Regions from separate parts of the Homo sapiens genome. Here region 1 is linked to region 2. The links are chromatin loops, found by intact Hi-C in ENCODE. Cell type or tissue: Caco-2. All regions are shown on one strand. Each heading gives the region's core, and the rest is flanking DNA. Links, peaks and the distances in the headings are about the cores only. Region 1 has its middle 120 kb from the start of LINC01773. Region 2 has its middle 190 kb from the start of LINC01773.

Region 1 (2,921 bases), core at 197-2,696, 69 kb before region 2:
TATCTGTGTTACCTTCTATTAATCTTGAATTACAGCATGTCTTCAATATGTATCTGAGAAAACAATGCCCTTAATATACAACATTGAAAGTTATGCATAGGTGTAAGTGTCACTTACCTGATAATCAAAGAGTGAAAGGGATAAAAGGAACTGTAGCCCTGGCCAAACATGACACAGGATGAAGCATCGCTAAGTTGCTCTTGGGTTTTGGGGGTGGGACTCCTTATTCAAACAGGGTAGGAGAAACTGTCTTTAAAATGCATGGCCAGCCACCAAGGCAAAGCACGAAGGATGCCGTTTAAATGGAGATTGTATCTCTGCAACAGCCAGTAAACTTTTTTTGGAAAGAAGTGTTCATCGAGGACTTCAAATCAACTTTGTATGTAAATGTATACTAAAAATAAGCCATGCATTATGGATGATAGGTACATGGCTCTGTCTCAAGGATTTTGCAGACTAGTTGGAAAGCAAGCCTCTTACCTACAAAACATTTCATCCAAACGTCCATTTCCATTTCCAACCAATGTGTTGTGCTGTATTTTTTTTTTCCTACAAGAGCCTCCAGACTAGCTGTCGGGGTGACAGACACTCTGCCTTATCACTAGCTCCATGTAGACCAACATATGGAAAAGTAAAAAAAGGATCTGCAGCCTAAACAATGTGCTTCTGTTGCTTGTTTCTGAGTGTTCTGTTGGGCTGGTGCTCTAACTGTCCCACTGATATGTTTTCTTGTCTTAAAAAGTGATGAAACCAAACATAAGTTAGAAAAGTATCCAAGAGGAACAAAGAAAAATGTGGAAAATATCTGTGGTCTCAAATGATATGTTTTCATTTGATTTCATTGAAAATATTTGCAGACCTAGAATATTTGAAATGTATGGCTCTCCCTTGGAAAATTTAACTTGCAATATAGGCAAGTTCCTCAGTAAAGAACTATAGGGGTATGACAAGATAACAAAACAGCAGGTGACAAGATAACAAAAACTGACTGCTTTGGAGAATATACTCTGAGCATTTAAAGTATTGGCATTATAGAGTCTCTTCCGTTTTTAAAAATCTTTTTCTGCATATTTGGTCTCTGCCTCTGGATTCAATATGTAGTCCTTCTCTATAGCCCTGGACCCAAACTAGGAAACTCTAGTTCTGAGCTGAAAAAATGTTGACCTCCATCTCTCTGTTTGGCTTTCCATCTGAGGTTAGGTCCATGTCCTGTGGGTTTGGCAGAGGGGCTAGTACCCAGGCCAGGCTCCATTCTCTTCATAAAGCTGCAGAGGTTACCTGCTCCTATGAATATGCTAATTTGGTTTTTTAAGATTCCATCCCGCAAGTGCAGCTAACTGGCTGCTTCCTCCGTTGCACTTTTCTAAGCACTGATTAGATAAACTGAGATCCTTTCTCAGGGAAAGAAATTCTGACTCCATACTTTGCCCCATTGCCTCAGTACATTGGTGTAGGCAAGGGAGGCTCTGAGCACAGACGATCAGCTTGCGAGAAATCCAGGGGAGGCCAAGATGACAGCCTCTGACACAGACAGGCATGGCAGAAGGGTATTAATTATCCATAACTACAGGCATTTCCATGTGCATGCTTTCCACCTGCTGGGCTAACTCTGTAATGTTCTGACTTTACCCACTGTGGGAATCACTAAAAGTCATCATCCTTGTGAACATTCTTTGAGCATTTGCAATGTGAGAACACTGTGAAAGGTGCTGGGAACCAAAGAGAAAAAAGGCAGATCTCCCTGCCTCCAAAGACACACAACCTAGGTGAGAAAGAATGAATACAAAACGCTAAGATACAAAGAGCACTGCACTTAGTGCCACGTGAATGATTGAAATAATATGATTTTAGGAAAGGAAGTATTTCAATCTGGGAATGTGGCTCTACACAAATTTGAATGGCTTATTGGAATAGGTGATTAAGTCCTTGAGGACAAGGACTTTGGTCTTATGCAAAGGCCCCTGGGGTGCTCTGTGTCAATAAGCTAAAAACATGAGTTTTTTTTTTTTATTCATTCAGTCATTTATTCATGTTAATTGTTTTGTTACCATCCCCGTCCCTCCATCCTATAGTAAAACGTCAGGTTTTTATGTAGCAGATTCAGATTTGTGCAAATTGGAGTTGTATGCACTTTTTCATAGAAGAAACTAGAATTTTACAGGCGGTCACCCCATCTCAATGTGTGCTAAGTTGGGCTGTGCAGGAGCCATGTAGATGAAGCTGCTGAGGCCCTTGTTTGCACAGGGAAGCCTAGTAGATAAGAAAAAACACTGAGGCTGCAGACTTCTGCTTTGAACTGTGCAGATGCAAGATGTGCAAAGACTGTTACAAGCCCCCTGCTTTGACACAGATAAGAGAAACAGAGAGAAGATAGAGCCTTGAGTCAGAAGGCCGAGAGCCTTGGGAAAGGCAATGTTCATGCATTTCAACCAGCAAGGCTTCCAGCAACCAGGAAGTACAAAGAGCCAGAGAGAGAAGGAATACCAGTAAGAACTGTAGATTCAAAGAAGGGAGAGGGATATAAACTGGTGTAGAAAAAGCCAGAAACCTTAAGAATCAATTGGCCTCCTAGGAGAATCATTCTTGCCTGGAGACCTCATACCCAGAAAGAGAAAGAGAGCTATGAACTTTCTGAACCGCCTTCTATGTCTCCAGCCATTCCCACCCTGGCTGCAGCCTAATAAACTCATAAGCCCATGGTGCCTGGTTGACCTGTCAGTTCTTAATGAAATTTGATTGCAGTGAAATTGCATTGCTAATCCCCCAGAAATTGACCCAGGGTTGACTTCACTCCTTCAGATTGTATAAAAGGATTCAGTGTCCCCAGAATCACACACATTTCCAGGTGAATCAAGGGGCTTGGTGCTTTGTTCCATTTCGGGGAAGCTGATGCATTCTGGGAGACAGAAATTCTTTAAGCA
Region 2 (2,921 bases), core at 125-2,624:
AGGGCTTGCCTGATTTACCAAATGTGTAATTAGCCTCCAATTAGATCTGAATAGGTTGCAGCACTTTTTCTCCTGTTGAATCTTTTAGTATTGAGCATATTGAGTGTTTTATCATGCCTTCACAATTGCACAATAGCCAGCCAAGAGCTGAAGGCTTCTTATATTTGGAAAATGAATCCATATTTCTAATACTCGTTTTTCTTTTAACCTATTTGTAAATGATTTATTGTAGTAGCAAATCAGATCACGATAAGATAAAGCTTTTTAGAGGTCATTAAAGAGTTTTGGGGAAGTTCCTACAAAGATGCTAGTTTTACACTGTCTGGGTGATAAGGCAACTTAACAATTTATGTGAAAGTTTGCAAAATGTGTTTGTCTGATAAACAGTTTGCTCTACGGGCATCAATCATACTTGCTCTCAGTGGTGTGTTGTATTTTTCATGAAGTGAACTTTAGTGACTTTGCCCATCTACAGGTTTTTGAGATTGCAGCATGCTAAAGAGAGCTTCCCATCTCCCCTCTGCACAGTTGCATTTCAAATCTCTTAATGCAGCTGCCATAATGCAGGTTGCCAATGTAGGCAACCTCAACAAGATTGGTAAGAAAGGTAAGTGTGGAAGCTAGTGTCGTTGGGGAGGGAAGAGTCAGTCTTTGGATTGGGGAAAATAGAAACGCTAGAGTAAAAAATTATAAAGTATGCATGCGAAGGCACACTTATACAGGCACATTGTCTAGGTGGTATAAGGATCAAATGGATATGATAACATTTTGTAGCATTGTAAATGTTCACAAATGTGAGGGTTACCTTGATATGAGGTGGAGAGCTGATTCCCAATCTCAGCTCTGATCCTCACTATGTGTCCTCATTTATAAAATGAAGGTAATAATACACCTTGTAGGGTCATCCCAAGATCAGACACAGGAAAGCAGATGAGCCCACTTTGTAAACTAAATTACTATGCAAATATAAGCCATCACAAAAAAGGTTGGCTCAGGAGAGAGGATATACTTATTACTCTTTCATAATTTAAAAAATAAAATACCCAGGACCGCAGGACAACTCGGTTAACATACATTTGGCTTTCTCAAATCTTACCATTTTAGAAGCATTTGCAACTGCTTATAAATCACTTCTCAAAATTGCCCTGAGCTGAAATGATATTTCTAAGCGCATGTTAAAAGCCTATAAGTGCTTCTGTTCTTGAACAAAGTGAAATCAGTTTACGTTAATAGAAGTATTAATTAATTTGCTCTAATTTTATTCAGTAGTATTAGCATTATTGAAAAGTCTTTACCATCTTTGAGTACCCTAAAGTGTGAGGCGTTAGAGATGGGGGCTCCAGCTGCAGGACCTAGCAGTGAGTATGAAAGTGCAGAAGATTATTGTCTAATTTGGAAACCTGAGATGTTACTGGGAAATGCTGTGGGGTGTGTTATAATGAAAATACCAATCCACATTAGCCATGGTTGCCATAAGGAAAAATCTTAATATCTTGGCCAAACCTACTTAAGGTTCATGTAATAAACCCACATTCCTAATTTTATTAGTGATGTGCCAAGTTAAGCACTTTGCTGGCCTTTGGACAGATTTATAGCTTGACTGTGCTGAATTAGTGGTGACTGACAAGAGGACATTGTTTTATAGGATGCTATTTAGATAAAAACCTGCAGGGTGTTTCTGTAATGTTGTCACTTCAAGTCCAAACAGGAAAAAAGAAATGTGTATTAAGGAGGACTCTTCATTAGCTTTTATGAGTTTAATCTAGTGCAGTCAAACACTTCCTTATAAGGCAAGACATTTTAATGTACAGACAACCTTATCTCTGTTCCAGGTTTCAGAATAAAACAATCTCTTAGGCTTAGTATTGCATCAAAAGAGAAAGTTCAATGAGTTAATATTTGTTAAGCACTTAGAACAGTGCAAGGCACACAGCAAGCATGCTCTGTGTTTGTAAAATAAGTTAAATAAGTGACATTAAAATCCAGTTTTCTCATTCCACAGTGTATATCTATATGTTTACCTCCCCATAAAAAAATCACATATAGTCCATCTTCCCTTCCTTGCCAGTATTTTCTTGCTAGTGGAGTTTTCCACATTTGTTAGTCATTATTTCTTCTCATGGTTTTTAAAATTCAGATACTTCTTACAAGGAGGAAGATCAGAACCTTCTATTTATTCATAGACATCAGAACTAACATTCCTGCTGGGTTTCTTACTGAAAGCAATCTGCCTGTGAGATATGGGAGATCATATTAACTTCAGACAGTTTTGGTGAGGATGTGAGGTTTTGGGTCTCACTGTACCTCACTCTTAACAGCTGAATGATTTTGTGAACACAGACCCTGGCAGCCCCTTGGTTTGGTTTCTTGGAGGAACAAGTCTTCTTTAGAAACTAAAGCCAAGGGCTCTAAATGTGTTTTCCCTATGACCTAAACAGCTTATTGGTCTGAATGTCAAATTTATTAATCCAAATCCTGACCCATTTCTCTTTTCTCATTAGAAAAAAAAAAAAAGAAAGAAAGACTCTCTGAACTCACTCTTCCCTTCTGAGACCAAAGATAAAGATAACTATATAATTATACTCTATATTCTTACCACAAACCATGATTGTGAAACTCAAAACTCCAGATGAAGGATCTTAAAGGGTATCTTAGAATCACGTTAAACTCTTCCGAAACAAGCCAAACAAAAGAAATCAGCTGATAATGGTGATATTATTCTCACATTTAGCAAAAATAGGCTCCTTTTGCCAACATAGCATTAGCAGAAATACATAACAAGCAGATTCTAACACCCCCAAGAGGTAAATTCTGAAACTTGTGTTTGGTTTTACTTGAACATTCTTGTAGACACTTTGGGTCAAGATAGGAATTTACCAGAAGTACTGTAGTATCTTTCACCAACATTTTCATATCTCATC

Evidence for each region. Peaks named below come from ENCODE experiments on the same cell type or tissue, not always from the same donor. Only the 100,000 strongest peaks of a DNase experiment are listed, where the experiment ranks them.
Region 1: a loop joins it to region 2, with 6 times the contacts of the local background. A loop is called at or near these places in 1 of 110 quality-filtered maps.

What each region holds. Positions count from the first base shown.
Region 1 is chr1:87,786,434-87,789,354 of GRCh38, reverse strand. No RefSeq gene overlaps it. Among named protein-coding and RNA genes, the nearest start is that of LINC01773, 120 kb to the left of the region's middle. In Caco-2, for the core only: a CTCF peak has its summit at 1,604; DNase peaks (open chromatin) are centred at 1,594 and 2,274.
Region 2 is chr1:87,717,270-87,720,190 of GRCh38, reverse strand. No RefSeq gene overlaps it. Among named protein-coding and RNA genes, the nearest start is that of LINC01773, 190 kb to the left of the region's middle. In Caco-2, for the core only: no CTCF peak of the experiment used is centred there; a DNase peak (open chromatin) is centred at 1,590.